Regions from separate parts of the Homo sapiens genome. Here all the other regions are linked to region 5. Evidence: chromatin contacts called from ENCODE Hi-C or POLR2A ChIA-PET data. All regions are on one chromosome and are shown on one strand. Each heading gives the region's core, a stretch centred on a gene start or an enhancer-like site at or near the end of the contact. The rest is flanking DNA. Distances are from core to core; before and after follow the strand shown.

Region 1 (3,893 bases), core at 942-3,441, 3.3 Mb before region 5:
ATGCCTGTGCTGTCATTAATAGCAATAAGTTAGGAAGGGGATGTGGCTCTTTTAGTTGGGAAAAAGGCTATATGACCGAAAATAAGTACATTTGTCATGAATGAGGACTGTGTGAAAATGAATGTGGATACTGGTCTTGTGTCATTTAGGCCACTTGGATAAAAAATGAAAAGGATCCAGTCCACCTTCAGAAAGGAAAAAATGGCTCTTCCTGTACTAAGGGACAATGTAACCCCTTAGAGCTAGTAATAACCAATCCCCTTGATCCTCGCTGGAAAAAAAGGGGAGCGTGTGACCTTAGGAATCGACAGGGCTGGACTGGATCGTCGAGTAAATATCTTAGTTCGAGGAGAAGTCTGTGGAAAATTTAACCTTACCAATTGCTGCCTGCACATAGATGATCAGAGGCAAGTAGTCGAAGATATAGTTAAAGACATGACGAAACTGGCACATGTGCCTGTACAAGTGTGACACGGATTTGACCCTGAAGCTATGTTTAAAAATGGTTCCCAGTGCTAGGAGGATTTAAAACTCTTATAATAAAAATTATAGTAGTAATAGCCTGCTTACTGATCCCTTATTTACTATCTGTACTCATTCAAATGGTAAAAGGTTTCATCACTACTCTAGTTCACCAGAATGCTTCAGCACAAGTGTACTACATAAATCACTATCGATCTGTCATGCAGGAAGACATAGGTAGTGAAGATGAAGGTGAGAACTCCCACTAATAAAATGAGTGAGAGTCTCAAAGTGGGGGAATAAGGGAGGAGACCACCCCTCATATTGTCTTATGCCCAATTTCTGCCTCCAAAGAAAGAAGTAGTAAAAACTAAAAGGCAGAAATGAAATCCACAAGCAGACAGCCAGGCACCACACCCTGGGCCTCGTAGTTAAAGATCGACCCCTGACCTAATCGGTTATGTTATCTATAGATTACAGACATTGTATAGAAAAGCACTGTGAAAATCCCTGTCCTGTTCTGATCTAATTACCGGTGCATGCTTGCTCAATCGATCACTACCCTCTCAAGCGGATCCCTTTAGAGTTGTGAGGCCTTAAAAGGGACAGGAATTGCTCACTCAGGGAGCTCAGCTCTTGAGACAGGAGTCTTGGCCGATGCTCCTGGCGGAATAAACCGCTTCCTGCTTTAACTCGGTGTCTGAGGGGTTTTGTCTGCGGCTTGTCCTGCTACACTACAGCAAAAATTAGGTTGTATTATAGAAAATTAACTTTTTTGGTTTTTTTGAGACGGGGTCTCGCTCTGTCTCCCAGGCTGGAGTGCAGTGGCACCATCTCGGCTCACTGCAACCTTCACCTCCAGGGTCAAGCAATTCTCCTGCCTCAGCCTCCCGAGTAGTTGGGATTACAGGCACACGCCACCACGCCCAGCTAATTTTTTAAATTTTTAATAGAGATGGGGTTTTACCATGTTAGCCAGGCTGGTCTCAAACTCCTGGCCTCAAGTGATCTGCCCACCTCAGCCTCCCAAAGTGCTGGGATTACAGACGTAAGCCACCACGCCCAGCCGAAAATTAACTTCTATTAATTGCATACCTGGGTTTGCCTACTGAGAATCATACCCTGGATATTTGTATTCTTTACTGAAAAGAACTGTTCTATCTTTCCAGAAAGTGGTTTCCTAAATTCTGGTTTTCCTCCTGGAATCCTGCTATTTCCTTCTCGCATACTCTAGAGAAATCGAAGTGTTTTCAAAGGTGCTCTGAAGCTTACGCTCCACTAGTTTCACAGTAAATCGCCCCTTGCGAGGGCGCTTTTTTTTTTTTTTTAATGTGTTCTCTGAATCGCTTTCCCCCTTTAACACTGCATGACAAGACTAAAGCCAGAATCCCAAGACTGCAGCGCTACCCCTTCACAAGCCGTCGGGCTGTCCCGGGCGGGGCCGGCCCATTTTCACTTTCTCCACTAGAGGCAGCAGCGCACCGTGACCCTGGCTTACTACGGTAAGAAAGCGGAGACCTTTTGCTTCGAGGCGGTTGGTGGCCAGTAGTCTTGATCGACAAGCTCAGGCCTCTGAACTAAGCAGCCGCTGTTTATGCACGTACAGCCAATGGAAAGGCAGGAGTGCGGCCAACGGCCAATGAGGACTGGTCTTAAGCGGACCACAGGGCGGGGTTTCCCTCGAGAGGCGAACGCCGGGTAAAAGATCGGGAGCGGAAGTGGGCGAGTCAGAGCACATCCGGTGTTAGAAGCGCTGGTAGGCCTTGGAGAGGCGGGTTAGGAAGGTACGTCTGAACCTAGTACTGGGCGAACTGGGAGTGAGAAATGGAAAGGGAGTTAGCAGTTACTGTCTGAGCAAGAGTGGCAGTAGCTTCCTTCTGCGGACAGATGGCACCCTGAAGGAACGAGGCCCTGCTCGGAGACCAGACTCGGGAAAACAGGGTGTGGAGGGAAGCTAGGGAACTAGTGCTGCGCGTGCGCAACAGTGCTGAAGCGGGGGTGGGGCGGAGGCGAGTCTGCGGGGGTTTTGGGGGGTGTCGAGGCCTCTATTCTGCCCCAGAGCGCTGGCGAAGGCCCCTTCTCAGCCCGCCTTTTCCTTTCTCCCGCTCCTTCTCCTCTACTAAGTGTAGACGCAGGGCCCCTTGGCCTAGCTTCGATCGTTCGAATTCAGAGCACGTCCTTCCGAGGTGAAGGAACGCGAAACTCCACCCATCCGATTGCTGTTCGGCTGCGGGCGGGTCCTTTGGTCGGGCTGACCCTGGGTGAGCGGCCCGGAGCCAAGACTCGAGGTAGGGCCTGGCGGGCGGGTGATGTCACACTCCTCTGTGACACGCGAGGCTCCTCAGTTACTTAGCCAACGGCAGAGGCGGGAAGTGAGAGGAGTCTGGGGCTGGGGCTGCCTTCCAGGCCCACGGGGCGGCCCCGCTCTTTTCGGATTGGTTACCTTTGGGCAGGTGAGGTGGCTTTGCTTTGCTTGGTCTTGAGGTTTTGTGGGCGTCTTTCTAAGTCTGCTCAGCAAGGGCGTCGTTGGGCAGTTTTTATCTTGGGCCTACTTGCTGGACCTGTGGTAACAAGTAGGCTTTGGTATCTTTGTATATTTACTGAGTGTAGAATTACTACCCGGTGCCAGCCCGGGCTGCTTGGGGTCATCAGCCTTTCATTGACCACCCCCACAACAAAAATCACTATGAACTTGAGACTGTGTTCTAGCAACTTGTGAATGTGTAACCCAGTAGAAGGGCTGACTGTGCTTGAAACAGACAAGGATTTTAAGGTCAAAGGTAAATAAATGGCAAATGGACTTTTCTAGTTACTTATTGATATTTATTTACAGTTTATCTTTTGTATGTGTGGTTTAAGAATTGAATTCTGGAAAGATACCGGAATTGCATAAACACATTTCTTATGACCTGCGTATACACACTTTTTTCTGTAATTATTGTATTTACACTCTTTGGTGTTTTCTTATTCTTTGTGTCTAATATTTTTGTTCTGGCCTAAAGAATATGTTGACATTTAGATTCTCTGCCGCCACTTTCCTCCAGTAGGGACAGAATAGTTGAACCCTTGAGAAATACAATCTGTACTTTTGATCCATAGTTTGCTTCTTCCGTTATTTATCTGGTTGTGGAAACATGGTTTAGTACCTTCCTCCTCTTTTTTTTTTTTTTTTTTTTTGAGGCAGAGTCTCACTGTCGCCCAGGCTAGAGTGCAGTGGCGCAGTCATGGCTCACTTGAACCTTGACCTCTCCTGGCTTAGGTGATCCACCCCAGCCTCCTGAGTAGCTAGGACCACAGGTGGACGTCACCAGCTCCAGCTAATTTTTGTATTTTTTGTGGAGATGGGGTATCACCATGTTGCCCAGGCTTACCAACTCCAGAACTCAAGCGATTTATTTATTTATTATTATTATTATGTTTTTTTTTTGAGA
Region 2 (3,765 bases), core at 367-2,866, 3.2 Mb before region 5:
CCATAGACTTTGAAAACAAGCTTGAACATGGGAATATCTCCCCGGAAAGGAATACACACGGTTTCTTTGGGATAGGAAACCCACTAATCCCAGGTTGTTTTTAGGAAGATGGGGGGACCAATTTGAGAAGTGAATTTTCCTATCACACAAGGAGTCTCAGAGAGCCAGATGGCGTAATGTCTGCAAGGGAGGGTCTGCAACAAGGCAAATGGGCTATGTTCATTTTCCCCGAAAGTACTGACCACAAAACGGTAAGGCATTGACACTCTTTCTACTGCTCCCCAGGCCACCCCTGCCCGGGCCACTTCCTCTGGCTGACCATTGTGCTTAAGAAGGAGGACCCATGACAGACGCGGAGAAGTGGGAGGGAGGGATTGCCTCTACAGCCAGAGAACTCCTTAGCCCAAGACCCCCAGCTCCTCAGCAAGGCAGGCCTTTAAGAAGTAGCAGCTGGACAGACTAAGTGGACTCAGCTGATCCAGCCCTGGGATGCCTGGAAAACCAGGCCTGTGGGAGGTGAGGGCCCTCTGTGCCCTTGGGGCCGTGCCAGGACTGGAGATAACGCGGGACCTTGGGCCCAGGACAGGGAGAGGGGAGCTAGGATCCGGGCAGCCGCTTTCTTAGTTGGGCTAAGCCAGGGAAGCGTCGGGCACAGATGAATTCTCTGCATTCTTCTGGCACCGCAGCCAGCACCCAGAGGGCCTTTTCTGCAGACGCTGCCCTGTCCCTGCTCCCTGCCCAACCAACCCTTCTCCCTCCCTTAGCTTCTCTTCAGCGTGCAGCCCACCAGGTCCTTCCTCCTTCCCGCAGCCCCTCAAAGCCTTTGAAGGGGCTGTTCTCTAGGAGACCCGGTCTTTCCGCCTCTCCCCGCCTTCCCCAGGCCCTACCGCCCCAGGCCACGGGGAATGGGAAGGAGTGCGAAAGGGAGCCCCAGGCTCGTCTCCGCGCCTGCGCTTTGGGGAGAGAGCCCCTCCCCCCGCAATAACCCGGCACCGCTAAGCGGCACCCGGACGGTGGGATGCGGGTTGGGTGGGGTGAGCAGCTGGGGCAAGGTCAGTGCTTTCAAAGAGGGAGGGGAGCCCGGCCCCCGGAACATCCCCCACTCCCGAAAGTTTCCCTTCCGGGGCCACGGAGTGTGCGCGAGGATGGCGCGGGGGGCGGGAGGGGGTGGGGTGGGGGTGCACAGAGTCGCAGCCGGACCCCCGAGGAGGGTGCGGCTGGAGGGAGGGACGGAGGGGCGGGCAGCAGGGTTTGGGCAGGAAGCCGCGACGCCCTCTCCGACTCTGTACTGCCACGAGAGCCTTACCCTCCACACCCCACTCCCCCCGGCCCGGAGCTACAGATCGCCCCCCCGCACTCGCCGCCCTTTCAATCCCAAGTAGACCCAGAACTCACCGAAATCAGGTGTTGAGCTGGGCCAGGGCAGGCCGGATCCGCCAGGTCCATGGCCGCGGCTTGGGGGCGGGGGGCAGAGAAAGGGGGGTGCCGGAGCCGCCTCCTGATGTCAAGGCTTTAAAGGGGCCGGGGAGCCCCGCCCCTGGCCCTGACCCCGCCTCCCTCCTCCCTAGCAGCCAATCCACGTTCAGCCTGGATGCGCGCCCCTCCCAGCCCCCTCCAGATGTTCCCAGGACGCGAGCTAAGTCTGCCCGGCCGGCGCGCGCCGCTTCCGCTTTGGTGGGAAGGACCTCCCTTCCCCCTTATAGAAACACTTTCTCCAGGCCGGGCCGGGCTTGGTAAACCTCAGCCGTGCCTGGGTAGAGGACGCCGGGCTGGGCCGAGCGGGGGTGGAATGAGGGCGTCTAGAACAGAGAAAACTAAGTAGGTGCGCGCGGGCCCACAGGCATGCGCGTTTGCTTCTGTGGGGCTGGGCGTGCACGTGTATGTGTGGTTGTGAGCGTCGGTGTTTGTAATTTGCTTTTCTGCATACGTGTTGGGTGTAAATCCATGGGGGAAAGGCTTGAGTGCCTCTTTGGCCTTAAATGCTCCCGCCTCTCTCTTCCTTCTCCAGGATGGGGTCGTCCCCCCAGTAATCTGGAAAACAGTTACAGCAACAGGCTCCTCTCATCAGACGGCAGTGCTGGTCGTTTCCTCACTGGTTTGCGGGGAAGGCTGGGCAGAAAAAGGATGCAACCTTGTTCTCAACCACTTGCTATCTCGGTGAGGATGAGGAAAAGCAAACAGCCCATCCAGGCCCCTGCAGAGCCTCAGAGCTTCAATATCATTCCCATTAGTCCTTAATTAAACACCTATTTGCCCTTGCCTAAATACCGTATAACCCTCACAGCCTGCATTGTAGTGACTGCCCCAGAAATGTAGGTTCTCACCTGGGTTCTGCAGGGAAATACGAAGGAATCCCTAGGTACAGTCTCCGCCTACTTCATTAAAATTTCTTTTGTTGCGAGTATACAAAGGATGCAGCTTAGAGTATCATATTAGTCCAATAAAGGAACATAAAAAGTAAGGCAAGTTAGGGTGCTCAGATTGGCTAGGATTAAGAGTTCTTTTCTGAAGGAGGTTTATTTAAATACGGAATTTGAAGGGCAGAGAGAGCTTGAGTAGGGTCCAGGCAGGGTAAAGGCCACAAGGAGATTCAGATAGGAAAGAGCAAATTATCTGCGTGGGACCGTGAGCAGATCACCGTGGTACGTTGGGAAGTGGGAGAAATTAATGGAGGAGGTTTCTTATGGAGGAGAGCAGAATAAGGATATGGATGTGACAAGACATAAGATAAAGAAGTCATTTTGGGTTCTTGAGCATAGAGGTAGTTTGATGAAAAGAGTGCCCAAGGACAGCTATTACTGGAACCTAAAAGATGTCTTGATGGGTACCCCCACCAGCTTTCTCATTTTTTTGCTTAAAAAATATTTTATTCTTTTCTTTTCTCTGAGATGGAGTCTCACTCTGTCCCAGGTTGGACGGAGTGCAGTGGCACAATCTCTGCTCACTGCAACCTCCACCTCCTGATTTCAGGTGATTCTCCTGCCTCAGCCTCCCAAGTAGCTGGTATTATAAGAGTGCACCACCACACCTGGCTAATTTTTGTATTTTTAGTAGAGACGGAGGCTTCACCATGTTGGCCAGGCTGGTCTCGAACTCCTGACCTCAGGTGATTTGCCCACCTCGGCCTCCCAAAGTGCTAGGATTATAGATGTGAGCCACCATGCCCGGCCCTTAAATTATTCTTAACGTGCAATAAAATGCACACATCTTAGGTGCTTTGTTTGGTGAATTTCAAAATATACACCTATGTAATTAACACCCAAAACAAGATACTGAACCACCACCCTATAAAGTTCCCTCATGCCCCTTTATAGTTGATCACCCCACACCCACCACCACCCTCCCCTGGCAACTTCCTGAATTATAGCACCATAGATTTGTCTGCATTTGTATTTCACATATATGGAGCTTTACAGTATGTACTTGTGTCTGTATCCTTTAGCTTAGTAATGTTTTTGAGATCCATCCATGTGTATCAGTAATCTGTTCTTTTTTATTGCTGAGTATTATTCCATTGCATGAATATATCACAATGTGTTTATCCATTCTTCAATTGATGGATATTTGGGTATTTCCAGTTGGGGTTATGATGAATATGGCTGCTATTAACATTCTGGTGCAAATATTTTCATAGACATGTTTTCATTTCTCCTTTTCACCTTATTTCTTGATGATAGTGGCATCTTCGGAAGCCTACAGCATTGTGAATTCTTATTCAATCATCTAACATTGAATAGGGATCAGTGGGCTAGTTCTGGGATTACA
Region 3 (3,823 bases), core at 15-2,514, 4.3 Mb before region 5:
AGGTTACCTCATTTTTTTTTTAATTTTTTTTTTCTGAGACGGAGTTTCACTATTGTTGCCCAAGCTGGAGTGCAGTGGCGCCATCTCGGCTAACTGCAACCTCCGCCTCCCGGGTTCAAGCGATTTTCCTGCGTCGGCCTCCTGACTAGCTGGGATTACAGCTGCCCGCCACTACGCCGGGGTAATTTTTTGTATTTTTAGTAGAGACAGGGGTTTAATCATGTTGGCCAGGCTGGTCTCGAACTCCTGACCTCAGGTGATCCACCCGCCTCGGCCTCCCAAAGTGCAGAGATTACAGGCGTGAGCCACCGCATCCAGCCGTTACCTCATTTTTGAAAATGAAATACATATCATCACTCTAAGTAAGTTAAGGACCCGGTATTTTGTAAACTATTTAAAACATTAGATTCGTGGGTATCCCCTACAAACGTAAACTAACATCTTTCCTCTGAAATTCTATAAAACAGTAGCTACTAACTGAGCATCTGAATGCAAAGCACTGTGCTGGACACAGAATCAAACACAAGAGGTATTATCCCATTTTATAGACAAGACGGCCAAAAATTTGAGAGGTCACTTAAACAGCTAGTAGATGAGGAATGGATTTTGGACCAAGGCTGAGGCATTAATTCTAGTCCACCCTTTATAACACTTTCAGGTACTGAATTTCTCGAAATTTACACACTAGGTTTGGGAGGCAGCCGTCAACAGAGAAACCTCTGCCAGACCTAGACCCCTAGGGCACAGCGGAAAATGAGAATCTTAACGTCACCAGAGCAGATCAGAACACAATGAAGACAGAGTTGGAAGGGCTGGTTAAAACACAAAGCCGGGAAGGATACGAATTCCCAGCAAGGCTGGCGGCACGGGTGAGCGAGCGGGAAATCAACTCTGCCTCGCTTCCCTAGCGCTAACTGAGTTTCAGCCCGCCCCATCGTGGGCTCTCCCAACTAGACATCCAGCTTCTGCCCACCTTCTTCCCCACTTTCGTCCCCCCCACAGAGCCTGAGACCCGGACGCCAGAGCATGGCGGGACCAACTCCAAGGCCGAAGGCCTAGGCCACAAGGATACACGTTAAGACGCTGCCCCATGTCCTGAAGCAGATTGGCCGCCTGCTGGCGATAAGAAAGTTCTTTATCTGGGTCCACGCCAAAACGACGGGATGGGCTATTTTCCAGCTGTTCTCGAGTGAAATACCACCGTTTGTTGTTGTTCTTCCTCTCTCCCTCCATAGTGCTTCAACCAGAAGGCAGCGGCGAAGGCTGCAGGCACTTCCCAGCGTCACCTAAGAGGCGACCCACATCCGCTGTGCGGGGGCAACTGCGACTTGACGAACTTCCGCTAAGCGTCGACCGCCGGGTTGTTACTTGCCTCCGTAGAGGAAGCAAAAGTCAAAGGACCTACTTCCGGAATGCACCTCGCTACACCCCGTAGCCGAGTTAACAGCCAATATGCGACCAGAAAAAACCTTGAGGCGAGGACGCAGGCGCGTCACGTGACCGTTGGGCGGTGGAGTGGGGTTAGAAGTTCTTTCTTAAAAACCGTGTATCTTCCCGCGAGAACCGGATTGAGCGTTGGCGCCCCGGGTCAGGCTGCGAGGCCGCAATTATAGTGGGATGGGGCGGCCGCCCACGCGCCGCTTGGCGGTTCTTACGAGAACTTTGTTTGTGACGGCAGTGGTGATGTAAAATGGGGCAGATGGGCCGGGCGCGGTGGTTCACGCCTGTAATCCCAGCACTTTGGGAGCCCGAAGCGGGCGGATCACGAGGTCAGGAGTTCGAGACCAGCCTGGCCAATATGGTGAAACCCCCGTCTCTACTAAAAATACAAAATTAGCCGGCGTGGTGTCGCGCGCCTGTAGTCCCAGCTACTCGGGAAGCTGAGGCAGGAGAATCGCTTGAACCCGGGAGGCGGAGATCGCAGTGAGCCGAGATCACGCCACTGCACCCCAGCCTCCAGCCTGGGTGAGAAAGCGAGACTCCGTCTCAAAAAAATAAAATAAGTAAAAATGTGGCAGATGAACTTGAAAGAGAAAGTAGGTGAGGCTGTCAGAAACTGAAAAACAGAATCAAATGGTGGGGCTCTTTCGTATATCGGAGCATAAAGCAACTAGAAGGCTGTTACATTGTTGGTAGCAATGTAAAATGCGACAACCCATTTGGAGAGGTCGCTTTAATGTGTAGCCAAAGGCATGAAAACATTCTCACGTTGTTCGCCAGTGATCCAACTTAAAGGAATAAAATGAAATTAATAACATTAATTAAGAGCTTACATGTCCCAGGCACAATACTGACTTAAATATACTGTTTCATTTATTCAGCACAACTCTAAGAGGTAATTTTTAAGTACGTTTGCGAATGGGTGAACTAAAACTGCCCCTTGAGTGTGGAAAGCCTCCACCACTACCCCTCACTTGCACAGATTAGCAAGTTCTTGCCCTCTGTCAAAATATTTCCCAGCTCCTTTGCCGGGCGCGGTGGCTCAAGCCTATAATCCCAGCACTTTGGGAGGCCAAGGCGGGTGGATCACCTGAAGTCGGGAGTTCGAGACCAGCCTGGCCAACATGGTGAAACCTCATCTCTACTGAAAATACAAAAATTAGCCAGGCGTGGTGGCGCACGCCTGTACTCCCAGCTACTCGGGAGGCTGAGGCAGGAGAATCATTTGAACCCGGGAGGCAGAAGTTGCAGTGGGCCGAAATCGCGCCACTGCACTCCAGCCTGGGCAACATTGCGAGACTCCTTCTCAAAAAAAAAAAAAAAAAAAAAGATACATCCCAGCTCCAGCCTCTGATAACTGTTTGGTGCTGGGCAAGATAGTTAACTTCTCTATGCCTCTTTTCTGTGATAATACCTATGTTTTAGATAGTGAAAGGGAGTAAAGATTTAATGAGTAAAAAGTATTTATAATAGTACCTAGTACTTAGAAAATATTCAGTAGCCCTTATTGTTATAATATTTGTTACATTGTATTGAAATTGAAGGCAAGAGCAATGCCTTCATTTTTGTATGGCACTTACCTAGTAAAGCCCTGGCCCTAGTAAATAGTCCATAAATCTTTGTCAGATAAATGTGCAAAACACCCACAATACAGAAACTGAGGCTTTGGGAGTTTGCCCTCACTACACCACTAATAAGTGTAGATCTTAAATCTAATTCCATTGATCTTTCCATTCACGCAAGCTGTATTCCTGCTTTTCTGGAACCATATTCAGTTTACCTTGATTAAATATGGGTAATTTTAGATAGATTTGGATAATATTAGAATCCTTCATCTTGCTTTGATAATATTTTGGGTTTTGTCATTTCTAGGCATGGGTGATCTTACTATGCTTGATTGTCATTCATTCTCAGAAGTATTTCTTTCCATTCAGGTCACCTCTGCCATATACTGCCTGTAGTTAGTATTAGCTCCATTTTACCCTGGAGAAATTGAGGTTCAGGAAGATTTAAATGACTTACTTCTAGTTATAAAGTAAAAGAACTTGGGATTTCAAATTTCTTCCCTCACAGACTCTTTACTATTAAGAGAATAAGCACTTACAAAATAGATTTTTTAGTAGAATAAGCACTTTTTCAGTTATGTAGTCATGTATGTTATCTTTTGAACAGCTGTGTTAGTCCATTTTCACGCTGCTGATAAAGACAAACCCAAGACTGGGCAATTTACAAAGGAAAGAAGTTTAATGGAGAACTCACAGTTCCACGTGGCTGGGGAAGCCTCACAATCATGGCGGAAGGCAAGGAGGAGCAAGTGACATCTTACATGGATGACAGCAGGCAAACAGAGAGCTTGTGCAGGCAAACTCCCATTTTTTTAAAA
Region 4 (3,687 bases), core at 873-3,372, 4.2 Mb before region 5:
GGGATCTTAGAAGAGCTTTAAACAGGAAGCAATCTAATACTTTGGTGACTTGCAAGAAAATATATAGCAGAGAGACAGAGTGAAAACACAACCACTGAGAGTGCTATTATGGTACTCTAGGCAAGAGATGGCAGTGGCTTGTTCTAGGAACGTGGCGATGGAGATGGAAAGAAGTAGGCAGCGTCAGAGTATATTTTGGAGGCAAAGCTAACAGGACTTACTAAGGAAGAAGCAGAAAGAGCAGACACAAAGATAGCTCCTAAATTTATAGTTTCAGCAACCTAATAGTTTGTGGTGCCATAGCAAACAAACTGGAGAAGACTAGGGAACGAACAGATTTAAGAGGAAATCAAACGTTTCATTTTGGCCAGGTTGAGTGTGAGAATATCTGTGGAGATTCCCAGAAGGCAAAGAGAAATGCAAATCTGAACTTAGGGGAGAGGGTCTGTAGACAAAAACTTGAGTCACCAATACACAGATAGCTTTTAAAGCCATGGGACACTAAATGATATTACCTAAGTAGGCAGCATAGTGAAAGAAAAAAAATAGAGAAGAAGCTCCAGAATTGAGCTCTGGAACACTTTAACAGGAGTTAGCCACGGGATGAACCAGAGAAAAAGACTGAAAAGAACTAGCAGCCAGTGAGAAAAGACAAAGAAAAGCATGGCAACGAAGAAGCCAAAAACATGTTTCAAGGAGGGAGGGGTCAACTGTGTCAAGTACCACCGAAGTGGAGAGGGAATAAGGGACAGGGAAGTAACCACTGAATTTGGAAAAATGGAGATTATTGGTGACCTTGACAAGAGCTGTTTCAGTTGCATTGCGGGAATGGAAGCCTGAGTGGAATGAGTTTGGAAGAGAATGAAAAATGAGAAGAAGACAGTAAATACAGGCAACTTTTATTACAGGTTCTATTATCACAAGGGCCAAATAACCAGGCTGACTCTGGCCATGCTTCCCAGCAGCCTTCCTCTCAAACCTCCAGATCTTCAGGTCCTCAGTTCTTGCAGGGCAGGGGCACATTCTTTTTTTTCACTCAATGACGTATTTAACAAGCATCTACTGTACGCAAGGCACAGTGCTAGGTGCTATGTGAGTTACAAAAATAAATTCTGTTCACAGGAAGTGTTTAGAACAACAGGGTTATGAGGTCGGACGCGGTGGCTCACGCATGTAATCCTAACACTTTAAGAGGCCGAGACAGGTGGATTGCCTGAGCTCAGGAGTTCGAGACCAGCCTGGGGAACACGGTGAAACCCCGTCTCTACTAAAAATACAAAAAATTAGCCGGGCGTGGCGGCGTGCGCCTGTAATCACAGCTACTCGGGAGGCTGAGACAGGAGAATCGCTTGAACCCGGGAGGCGGAGGTTGCAGAGAACCAAGATCGTGCCATTGCACTCCAGCCTAGGCGACAGAGCGAGACTCCGTCTCAAAAAAAAAAAGAAAAGAAAAGAAAAAAAAGAACAATAGGGGGTATGAGACACATACCAAGAAGAGTATCAAGGCTCAGATGTAGTAATACAGGTGTTCAAAGGCGTTTCCTTTCACTTGTAAAAGGTGATGTGGAAGGCTTGGAAGAGGAAGTGACGCTTGAGCTTTTAAGTATAAGTAGAATTTTAAGATATGTAATTAAGGACGCGGAAAAGAAGTCATTCCCGGCAAAAGAAATAATACGGCCGGCGCAGAGGCGGGAAAACATGGACTGACTGCGAGAGAAAAGCCAGAGTTCCAGTTTGGCTGCACCAAAGGCTACTTTAAGCATGAAAGAATAAGGTCAGACTGGGGGTATCAGAGGCGCTGTGCCCATAGGCAGAGTCCTGGGAGGAAAATATCGTGCAGGGACGTGGCCTGTGCCCGGAGGAGCCAACACTACCCCTGGGGCCCGCGCCCCTTCACTCCAGCCCGCCCGAGCTTCCCGGGTTCATGCCCCTTCTCTGAGGCGTTCTTTCCCGCCTCATCCAGGAGGCAGGGGCCACCGCCGTGCCCTGACTCTAGCCCTTTCTGTAAGCTCGTGGGAACCGCCTCCACCGCCCGGGACTCACCACCCTGAGTCTGAACCGCCCAACGCGGCCTCAACGTCGCGGAGCCGTCGCCATCTTTCCCGTTTCCTGGTCGCGGAGATGAACACCCCCCACCCCCCCGGCCGCGAGGCAAGCTGGGAAGGCGAGTTCCTGGAGCTGGGCGGCACAGGCCGACACTGAGGCCTGGAAACTACCAATCCCAGAATGCATGACTTGAGCGCCGGCCCCAGGCTGCGGGGTCTGCCGGGCAATGTGGTTTGCCAGACGTTAGCGTCCGGGAAGGAAGAGTTTTTCGCCAATAGGCTTTCGGCATTAGGTTCTCCCGCCGAGCACCCTTCTTGGAATCGGCTGGTCTTCCTAGAAACTACGGTCTATGACTGTCCTTGCCCGTGGCTTACAGTGGAGGAATTTAAGGGCTTCCTGAGATATCTGTAGTACGTAATTATAGCTAACAACCGCAGTAACAATAAATACCATTCGTGGAAAAGCGGTTTTTATAATAATTCTGTGAGAATGGGGCTAGCCCCATTTTACAGTTGGACAAACTAAAGATCAGGTTACCGGAGTAGGTTCACAAGGAGGGTGATGCAGTTCTCCATTGTGTGTGGAACTATCCCAGGCTTAGGAGGACGTTTTAGCAACCTTGGCCCCTGCAGCCGGGTGAATGCCATAACAACCCCCAGTTATTGTTACAGCTCCAAATGAGCCCACACAATGGGCTCTAAAGTCCTCCCGGAAGGATGGTATCTCCTGGGCTCTAGCACCTGTTTTCTCAACATTCCAGATGGAACCCTGGTTTCCTCAATTTCTTGCCCTTTGGAATGTGACCAATTGTTGAGCTATCTTGGTATTTTTGCTTCTTTCTTCCCCCAGATTCCCCTACTTCAGTCTTCCACTGAGTTTTGTTGTTGCTGTTGTTGTTGTTGTTGATGTTGTTGTTGTTGTTTTAACCTCAAATCGTAAGTTCACTTTGTGTTTCTCTTTGGTCTTATGGGTTCATAACTCTTTCCCTCAAAACAAAACAAAACATTGCAGTTGCGGAAACGGTTTAGATAACCAGAAGTATCTCGGACCTCCCTTCCCATTTTGCCAGCAGCAGGTTTGTTGCTTCAATTCCACATGGCTGTAGGTCTGCCTTTTCTCTCTGAATATGCCCAAGCTCTCAAGCAGAGCCTCAGGATAGACCCAAGTAATCCTAAAGCCCTGAGCATCACGTACAATGGCCCAAAGTAACCCTCGGAGACACACACTTCTCTTAGAACCTGCAGCCTTTCACCTCCCAGCTTCTACTCCAGAGAGAACGCAAGGGAAAGAAGAGAGCTCTGAGATCTGTTAGGTGTAATTCACCACAAAAGCACGAGAGGGCGCTCGACTCACAGATTCACAGATTAAACTAAGAATCAGACCAACCATGGTAGGCCAGAATCTTCAAAAACTGCAGCCACTTTTTATTGAGAATCTTCTAAGTGCTCAGCTCTGGGCTGGACACTTAACCTACCTTATTTGTTTTACTTAGTTCTCATAGCAGTATGAGATGAGTGCTATCTCCATTTTACTGGTAAGGAGATTGTGGCCCAGAAAGAGTAATTATGCCTTCAAAGGCCACATAGTTAAAAGAATGGGCCAGGTGAGGTGGCTCATGCTTGTATCTCAGCACTTTGGGAG
Region 5 (3,794 bases), core at 3-2,502:
ATCCTAAAGGCCTAAGTTGGACTAAACCTAGTCAGCAAATTGGACCATTAAATGAGGTAAAAGCCCATGACAATTAAGTGTTCAGCATTTGTTACCTTCTTATTCCGTCTAAATATGCCTCATTAAAACCATTCTTACACAAGACGTTCGATTTGTTTTGCCTTTACAAAAAGTAATTTGAAAACAAACAGTGGTTGATGCCTGTAATCCCGGCACTGTGGGAGGCCTCGGAGGGAGGAATGCTTGAGTCCAGGAGTTCGAGACCAGCCCAGGCGACACAGGGAGACACACCGCCCCCCCCAAGCCCGCCACTCTGTCTCCACACAAAGACTTTTTTTTAATTAGCTGGTCCTGGAGGCACTCGCCTGTGGTCCCAGCTACTCAGGAGGCTGAGGTGGAAGAACTGCTTGAGCCCCGGAGGTTGAGGCTGCAGTGAGCCGAGATCGCGCCACTGCACTCCAGCTTGGGAGACAGGGCGAGACCCCGTCTCAAAAAATAAAAATAAATAAAAATAAAATCAGTGATTTCTGATGTGGCTTTTAAAAACTAGGCCGGGCGCGGTGGCTCACGCCTATAATCCAGCACTTTGGGAGGCCGAGGCGGGTGGATAGCCTGAGACCAGGAGTTCAAGACCAGCATGGCCAATATGGTGAAATATCCCGTTTCTACTAAAAATACAAAAAACTAGCAGCGAATGGTGGTGGGCGCCTGTAATCCCAGCTACTCCAGAGGCTGAGGCAGGTGAATCGCCTGAACCCGAGAGGCGGGGGTTGCAATGAGCCGAGGTCGCGCACGCCATTGCACTCCAGCCCGGACAACAGGAGCGAAACTCCGTCTCAAAAAAGTACATTAAACTCAGAATCTTCCCTTTCAGCACATCCATTTCGCCACACCCATCACCGGCTCCGTGCAGAGTAAGCAGAAGCAGCAGCGAAGCCCCGCCCTTCCCGCCACTCTTCCGGCAGGAAGTCTGTGCGTCAGGAGGCCGGCCAGGACTCAGCTCCAGCCCCGCGCTCGCGTGTAGCCCTACGTAAAGCGTGAGGGGTTTCGCGACAACCCAGGCCCCGCCCCTTTGGCCACATGTCGCGCATGTCTTCCCGTCGGACGGCGTGCCACCTCGCCGCGCAGCTTTACGAACCTAGAGCAGCGCCGCCCCGCCTCCTGTCTCCGTCCTCACCTCCCCGCCCCCTCCCAGCTTCGCGTCTCCTAGCTCGACGCGCCCGCTATAATCACGTGATTGCCTCATCCGGGTCTTTTGCGTTCTCTTTCCCTCTCCCAACATGGCGGCCTCAGGTGAGCGAGCAGCCGAGCGCGGCCAAGGACTGGGCTCTGAAACCCCCCTCCGAGCGTGATCCACTGATTTCCTGAAGTCGGGGAATTGCTGGCACTGGTTCCTTTCTGAATTGAGGGCTGCGGCAGGCTGGCGGCGTGGCCCTGTTAGGTTACTGCCTCTGGATGTTTGGGGGGGAGGGGAAGGACACCTTCCCCTCCCCCTCACACTCTTTTCACCCTTTCTGCGCGAGATTGGAATAGGCAGTAATGGTAGACTCTGGCTTGAATTGGGGAAGGAGGCGCAGAAAGGTGTGCGGGTGGTGCGAGGCCTTTTCGTAGACGTGAATCACCGTGCCCGCGTGAAGGCGTGGAGGAAGGAAGGAGGCGGTTGCTGCGCGGACGAGTGCACATTAGACTACGTCTCCAAGGCGCGAGGCTGTAGCGGACCGGAGTGGGGGGTAGGGGAGTAAGTGTGGTGGGGGGGAGCAGTTGGAACGCGAGCGCGAGTTGGTGGAGGGGCGGGGGAAGGCAGCGGTGCGCGTGCGCGGTAGGAGACACGAGGGTAGTAGAGACGGGCGCGCCTTCAATGCGTGCGCTAGAACCCAGATGGGAAGCTTTTTAACGCGCCTGTGTTGCGCACTTATGTCCTTTTAGGTTGTCTCTTCCCTTTCTAGAGTGTGGGCCCTGTGCCTGTATTCTTCTAAGGGTGTGTGTGTTAGCCTTGGAGGTTGGTGCTATTGGCGTTAGATGGGGGTGGGGAATCCAGTTAGGTGCGCCCACGTGTTGGAGAAGCACCGGTGTGCACCTAGATTTCCTTCTAGGCTTTTTTCTCATACTCAATTGGAGGCATTTTTTACTCAGCGCAGCTATATGCCAGGATCAGGTTTCGCTTCCGGCGCTTCCATGTTGGTTGAATTTGGATAGCTCCAATGGTAGATTTCAGCCTTTTTTTTTTTTTTTTTTTTTTTTTTTTAAGGTAACTGTGCAACTACCAGCAGGTACTTTTAAAATAGTGCTTACTAATGGCTGGAGTTGCTTACTTCTTTAGACAACCTTGGAGGGGAGTATCAGTGCCTTGCAAGTCTAATTACATTTCTAATGGGCTTATAAAAGCAGTGATGACCCAACATCTTGTAGCATTGATTTTAGTTTGAGGAATATAGTTTGTTTTCTCTGGCATGACCTTGCATTCTTCAAAACATTATTTGAACTTCTATCTCTGGGTGCTCATTTCTTACCTAGTAATTCATCGTCTCTATTACAAAGAAGCTAAGGGTTTTGGTTGGCTTTGGAAAATGTTGAGAAATTTGAGGTGCATTTGAACATCTTTCATTGGTGTAACGCTTGACAGTTGACCAAGCACTTTTGTGCATGTTGTCTCCTTCCATCCTGAGGTACTGCAGAGAGCTAGTGGTATTTCTCAGCTAAGGAATATTATTTAAGGCCACACTGCTCTCAGCTGGCAGAGCAAGGTCATAATCTTTGAGACTCCTTAGCAACTTAAAAGTATCAAGGTGTCATCATCAGTTTAGGACGCTGCCCGAAAGCATCTGAAGTTTACAAAAATGTTCATATTTTTTTCTCCAGTGGGCTAGTAAAAGTCCTAAATATATTTTAAACTAACCATTGCTTAAAGTACTTACTTGGTCTGGATTTGCCACCTTAACAGTTTAGTATCGTAATTTAGTGAAGAAAATCTGTGTTTTCTTAACTTTTGTGTAATTTTTAGAGGCGGAACATAGGACAGCAATTCATGTCCTTCGTTTTACCGAGTTGAGGGAAATCCAGACTGATAAAAGGGATTTACTCTGACGTCCCATTCTCTTGTTCTTCCATATTTACTCTACCCCCTTGAAAACCCTCATCTCCTTTAATTCACTTCAGTAAATCTTTTTAGCTGGTACTGGTATCTGAGCACAAGTCACATCTTTCAGTCTGTTCTTGAGGAATCTGGGGTTTATCGGATTGTTTCCCCGCTCCTCTTTCCAGTCACACTGGCTTTGTGAAGTAACCAGTATTCCCTGATGTGGGAAATGGATGTTATGTGTTCTGTGTGAAAATACATAAAACAACTTCATACGCCTCTTTTACTGTTAAATGAGACCAAAAAATTCTTTGCAGCAATACCAGTTTCCAGTGTGATCCATTATTGACCTTCAAGAACTAAGGTAGGTCTCAGAACTAACTATAGAATGAGGATAGTTTGAATTCCTAGAAACTTGATACATTGAGCCAGTACACTTAATTCCTTGCTTTGCTTCTTAAAAAGAATTCTTAAAGGCCGGGCGCGGTGGCTCACGCCTGTAATCCCAGCACTTCGGGAGGTCGAGGCGGGCGGATCACTAGGTCAGGAGTTGGAGACCAACCTGACCAACATGGTGAAACTCTGTCTCTACTAAAAATACAAAAATTAGCTGGGCGTGGTGTCGCGTGCTTGTAATCCCAGCTACTCCGGAGGCTGAGGCAGGAGAATCGCTTCAATCTGGGAGGGGGAGATTGCAGTGAACCGAGATTGTGCCATT
Region 6 (3,901 bases), core at 749-3,248, 4.5 Mb after region 5:
GCAAAGGCAAACTCTTGCTGATTTTCCCCTTCCAAGGTCATCCCCATCTCAGATGACAACTCTAGTTGCTTAAGCTAAAAACCTTGGTATCATCCTTCATTCCTCTTCTCTCACACCCTGCAATCCAAAGTACTAGCAAATTTTAACTCATTCCTTTTTTTCTGAGACGGGTCTCACTCTTTTTGCCCAGGCTGGAAGGCAGTGGCGCAATCGGCTCACTGCAACCTCCGCCTGCTGGGTTCAAGCGATTCTCCTGCTTCAGCCTCCGGAGTAGCTGGGATTACAGGCATGCACTGCCATGCCCGGCTAATTTTTGTATTTTTAGTAAAGATGGGATTTCACCATGTTGGCCAGGCTGGTCTTGAACTCCTGACCTCAGGTGATCCACCCACCTCTGGTCTCCCAAAGTGCTGGGATTACAGGTGTGAGCCACCATGCCCGGCCCTTAACTCATTCTTTAAAAATGAGTTTTTAAAACCTTTGCTTAGAAGAATCTAAACACTTCTAATTCCATTGTTTCCAATCTAGATCAATTCACTACCATCTCTAAATTACTGCAGAAACTTTCTGACTGCAGAAGGTCTTCCCATTTCTTCTCTTGCCACCCCTCCGCAACTCTATTCACCATACAGCAGCCTGAGTGAGCCTTTTAAAACAGGTCATTCCTCTGCTCAAACCCTCCAATGACTTCCTATTTCATGTCATGGAAGTCACTGAAGGGTTTTGAGTGGAGGAATTACCTAAGGTAATTCCTGACCACCTGATGTAACACTCTGACCTCCATCCTGAACATTCTCCATTCCTTTCTCTGCTTTAGCTTTCTCCGTGGCACTTATATTTTGTTTACTGTAGGCCTCCCACTGAGATGATTTTTTCCTCTTGCTCAAGGATGTACCCTGAGCCCCAAACTGTGTGGCACACAGTAGGTCCTCATTAAGTATTTGTTAAGAATGAATGGATAAACTCCCCCCAGTCTCTCTTATAGGGAAGGGGCAGAAGCAGAGTGGCAGCTGCTGATCCCTAGGGGCTAGAGATGCAATATTGCCCGAAGTATTTCTCTGCAGGGCTGTCCTCCCTGGGGAACCCTCCCTTGCCTTCCAGTGTGTGGGACTTGGCTTTCATCAGCAGTAGAGCCTCAGGTCAGAAGGCTGCAGAGCCAAACGGGGCTGGCCTGATGCAATGGTTACACAGAGATTAGCTGGGAGACAGGACCGGGTTAAAGAGGCAGGGACTAATCCCGAGGGAAGGACAATACCCTGGGGAGACCCCAAATGGCCTCCTACACTTAAGAGATCCAGGCTGCTCTCTTGTGCAGGAGGCCCAGAGACCTCTACGGCAAAAGGAAAACACACCACTCCCTGTCCATCGGCACCCCTCCCAAAGGCTTGTGTCTCCTCAAGGTTCCCCTATCCGCTGCAGGGTCCAGTAGCCCCAGCTACCAAGGTGGCCATGCTGACACCAGAGGCACTGAGACTGAGACAGAATTGGGGGTGGGGTAGGGAGAAGGCCCGCTGGTGGCGAAGCGGCGGAAACGGCCTGAGCGATGGTCACCCAGTCTTAGAGCGGGGGTGTGTCCTGCTGACCTGCCTCCCCGCGGACAGGCCTAACGATGAGGCCTGAAGTTGGCTACGGGAAAGAATGAATTTCCCAAGGGCAACCGAGGTCCCTTTGCCCAGCAGCACAGAGCAGGGCCCGTGTTCCGGCTCCGGGCAGGGGTGGAGAGACGCCGTCGTCCGAAGCAATAGGGGTTTGTAAGCACCACCCCAGAATAAGGGACTCTCCCCATTCCTCTCTCGGACGGTCCCTAACTTCACTGTGGAGGAGTGAGGCCGATCCTAAAGAGCGGACGCCCCAACTTTGAGGAGACGGGAGGGTAAAAGGTAGATGGGAATCAGTACTCGCCTCTCTCCTCAGGTTCCAGCTCTGATTTTGGCTCTGTCGCTGCCACCCGCTCATCTTTAACATGATACGCTCAGTGCCTTAGACTTAAGTCTCTGACCTCGGGAGCGCCTGGCTGTAATCTTTTACCATGGCCTTGCCCTCCTCTCAGGGGCGGGACCCCAAAACCTACCAATCAGAAAGTGGCACGCCGGCATTGGCCCCGCCCCGTCCCTCGCATCCGCCACTCAGGAGCCCCGCGGCACCGCCCCCGTCGCTCCCTCTCGCTAGGGGGTCGACGTAGTGTCGGACCCGGAAGTGGCTTTGGGTCACGAGGCTTCACGGAGGAGGTGGGTGAGTCATGCGCGCGCGCGGAGGGGAGTGTAGCGGGGGGGGAGGGGAGGAAAGGGGGGCGGGGATGATGCAATGTTTGGCAACCGGTGTCTGCACGCGCACGCGCAGGGGACACCGAGGGTGGTGGGAGGTGCGGAGGGTGGGGGAGAGGAGAGAGGGCGGGGCGCCAGCTCCCGGCGCCCAACGGCCCCAACGGCTATCAGCCTTGGTCGCCCCTAGTCGGTCGTGAGCCTCTTTGCCGCTTGTCTCCCCCAGAAGCTGCTGTTCCGCCCACCTAGCTTTACCCGCCGTTTTACCCCCACTATAAGGGACTCCCATATTTCTTGGCCCCTCCCAGCTAATGGGCACATAGGCCTTTTGAACTTTTCTTTTTAAAGTTGGTATCCATCCACTGGGATTGTCGACATCTCGAGTCTTCTTAAAGAGGTCTCCTGGCCGGGCTCAGTGGCTTACGCCTGTAATCCCAGCACTTTGGGAGGCTGAGGAGAGCGGATCACTTGAGGTCAGGAGTTCGAGATCAGCCTGACCAACATGGTGAAACCCCGTCTCTACTAAAAATACAAAAATTAGCCGGGTGTGGTGATGCGCGCCTGTAATCCCAGCTACTCTGGAGGCAGAGGCAGAAGAATCGCTTGAACCCTGGAGGCGGATGTTGCAGTGACCGAGATCGCGCCACTGCACTCCAGCCTGGGTGACAGAGCGAGACTACGTTTCACCAAAAACAAAAAACAAAACAAACAAACAAAAAAACGGGGGTGGTCTCCTGTTCTAGCCCCGTAAATCTCCCAAAAGGGGCCGAGGTACTGGAATCCCTTGGTAGTCATTTTCCGCTTCTCTCAGAACAGCGCCCTTGACTTTTACCTTGTAGTTGGTAAGCCCTCAGCCTGCCAGAAGTCATGTATTTTGCCCAGTGGACCCGATTCTGTTTGGCCACCTATTTTCCCCCACGGTACTCCTATGGCTTTCTCCAAGACCCTCTCTTGCTGTACCAGACAGCAAGTCCTGTGACTCCCTGTGTGAGGAGCGCGGCACAGGCCTGCCTCCTAGGTGTTCGGGTCGAGATTTACAGCGGAGTCTCATCCCGGGACGTGTGAGTGCACTTCAGCGCAGGACTGCCCTGGACTGGGGAGACCGGAGCCGCGATTTTAGACTCAACTCCCCATCACTTGCCAAGGGATCTTACCGTCCTTGTTTGTAAATTAAAGATAAAAGTTGTGAAGGTAAAATGAGAACCATGAACTTGGAGGCAACTTGACCAAAAGTAAAACGCACCACCCAGAATGCAAAGTATTTTTCTTGTGCCTTGAAAACAGAGGCCATGTGGTGGCCTGTTACATATCCTGTCATACCCTCATGGGGGCAGCCAGAGTTTAAGTAGAAACTGTCACAAGGCCGGTTGTGACTGGAGTGGTGTGGCAATGACAGGTCTTTGGTTAGGCTGCTCCGCTGCTCCACACCTCCATTTCCTCTCTGAAAATGGGGGTAGTGTGGAGGGTGGACCAGATGGTCTCCCCTGGCCTAAAGACAGACCAGGTTGTCAGTGACAGGCAGAGGTCATGTGACTTGACAGGCTGAGGTCGTGTTGTGACATGTTGACCTGGGGAGGCGGGTCAAGTCCCAGCACACTACCCGGGAAGCCTTTGGGGCGGGGCAGGGCAAGTCGCGACTT

Evidence for each region. Hi-C counts contacts between places; a loop is a spot of excess contacts on that map. ChIA-PET counts read pairs that join two places held with the same protein, here RNA polymerase II (POLR2A). Pooled maps may share reads with other maps.
Region 1: a pooled map shows a loop between it and region 5 (16-fold over the local background). The contact joins the promoter of TMBIM6 here to the promoter of EIF4B in region 5. A Hi-C loop is called at or near these places in 1 of 37 single-sample maps with no recorded cell type and 8 of 50 pooled maps. POLR2A ChIA-PET finds 5 or more read pairs at or near these places in 1 of 52 experiments (activated T-cell).
Region 2: a loop to region 5 is called in a pooled map, with 11 times the contacts of the local background. The contact joins the promoter of BCDIN3D-AS1 here to the promoter of EIF4B in region 5. A Hi-C loop is called at or near these places in 7 of 50 pooled maps. POLR2A ChIA-PET finds 5 or more read pairs at or near these places in 3 of 52 experiments (BJ, GM10248 and OCI-LY7).
Region 3: a loop to region 5 is called in a map of CD8-positive, alpha-beta T cell, with 25 times the contacts of the local background. The contact joins the promoter of CCNT1 here to the promoter of EIF4B in region 5. A Hi-C loop is called at or near these places in 2 of 168 maps with a recorded cell type or tissue (B cell and CD8-positive, alpha-beta T cell) and 7 of 50 pooled maps.
Region 4: a pooled map shows a loop between it and region 5 (13-fold over the local background). The contact joins the promoter of DDX23 here to the promoter of EIF4B in region 5. A Hi-C loop is called at or near these places in 5 of 50 pooled maps. POLR2A ChIA-PET finds 5 or more read pairs at or near these places in 3 of 52 experiments (AG04450, GM12878 and WTC11).
Region 6: a loop to region 5 is called in a map of naive thymus-derived CD4-positive, alpha-beta T cell, with 18 times the contacts of the local background. The contact joins the promoter of DDIT3 here to the promoter of EIF4B in region 5. A Hi-C loop is called at or near these places in 1 of 168 maps with a recorded cell type or tissue (naive thymus-derived CD4-positive, alpha-beta T cell), 1 of 37 single-sample maps with no recorded cell type and 8 of 50 pooled maps.

Annotation. Positions count from the first base shown.
Region 1 is chr12:49,739,366-49,743,258 of GRCh38, forward strand. It overlaps TMBIM6 (transmembrane BAX inhibitor motif containing 6), which reads left to right and starts at 2,192. Exons shown (of 10, transcript NM_003217.3): 1 at 2,192-2,246. RefSeq lists enhancers at 1,759-1,888, 1,817-2,508, 2,129-2,448.
Region 2 is chr12:49,826,927-49,830,691 of GRCh38, forward strand. It overlaps BCDIN3D-AS1 (BCDIN3D antisense RNA 1), which reads left to right and starts at 1,617. Exons shown (of 3, transcript NR_027501.1): 1 at 1,617-1,818; 2 at 2,009-2,157. It overlaps NCKAP5L (NCK associated protein 5 like), which reads right to left and starts at 1,487. Exons shown (of 13, transcript NM_001037806.4): 1 at 1,396-1,487. RefSeq lists enhancers at 896-945, 1,361-1,939, 1,940-2,518 and a silencer at 1,206-1,615.
Region 3 is chr12:48,715,443-48,719,265 of GRCh38, forward strand. It overlaps CCNT1 (cyclin T1), which reads right to left and starts at 1,265. Exons shown (of 9, transcript NM_001240.4): 1 at 1,073-1,265. The coding sequence starts at 1,233. RefSeq lists enhancers at 1,030-1,309, 1,380-2,380, 1,780-2,019.
Region 4 is chr12:48,850,041-48,853,727 of GRCh38, forward strand. It overlaps DDX23 (DEAD-box helicase 23), which reads right to left and starts at 2,123. Exons shown (of 17, transcript NM_004818.3): 1 at 2,044-2,123. It overlaps LOC105369755 (a long non-coding RNA gene), which reads left to right and starts at 1,681. Exons shown (of 2, transcript XR_944925.3): 1 at 1,681-1,774; 2 at 2,010-2,509. RefSeq lists enhancers at 1,979-2,168, 3,048-3,257.
Region 5 is chr12:53,005,204-53,008,997 of GRCh38, forward strand. It overlaps EIF4B (eukaryotic translation initiation factor 4B), which reads left to right and starts at 1,253. Exons shown (of 15, transcript NM_001417.7): 1 at 1,253-1,293. The coding sequence starts at 1,281. RefSeq lists enhancers at 624-1,367, 1,368-2,111.
Region 6 is chr12:57,518,516-57,522,416 of GRCh38, forward strand. It overlaps DDIT3 (DNA damage inducible transcript 3), which reads right to left and starts at 1,999. Exons shown (of 4, transcript NM_004083.6): 1 at 1,903-1,999. It overlaps LOC128125814, which reads right to left and starts at 1,965. Exons shown (of 2, transcript NM_001414991.1): 1 at 1,903-1,965. The coding sequence starts at 1,965. It overlaps MIR616 (microRNA 616), which reads right to left and starts at 744; the gene lies at 648-744. It also overlaps a transcript of MBD6 not described here. RefSeq lists enhancers at 835-1,796, 1,767-1,896, 1,771-2,970, 1,797-2,756, 2,757-3,717 and 4 more and a silencer at 1,967-2,426.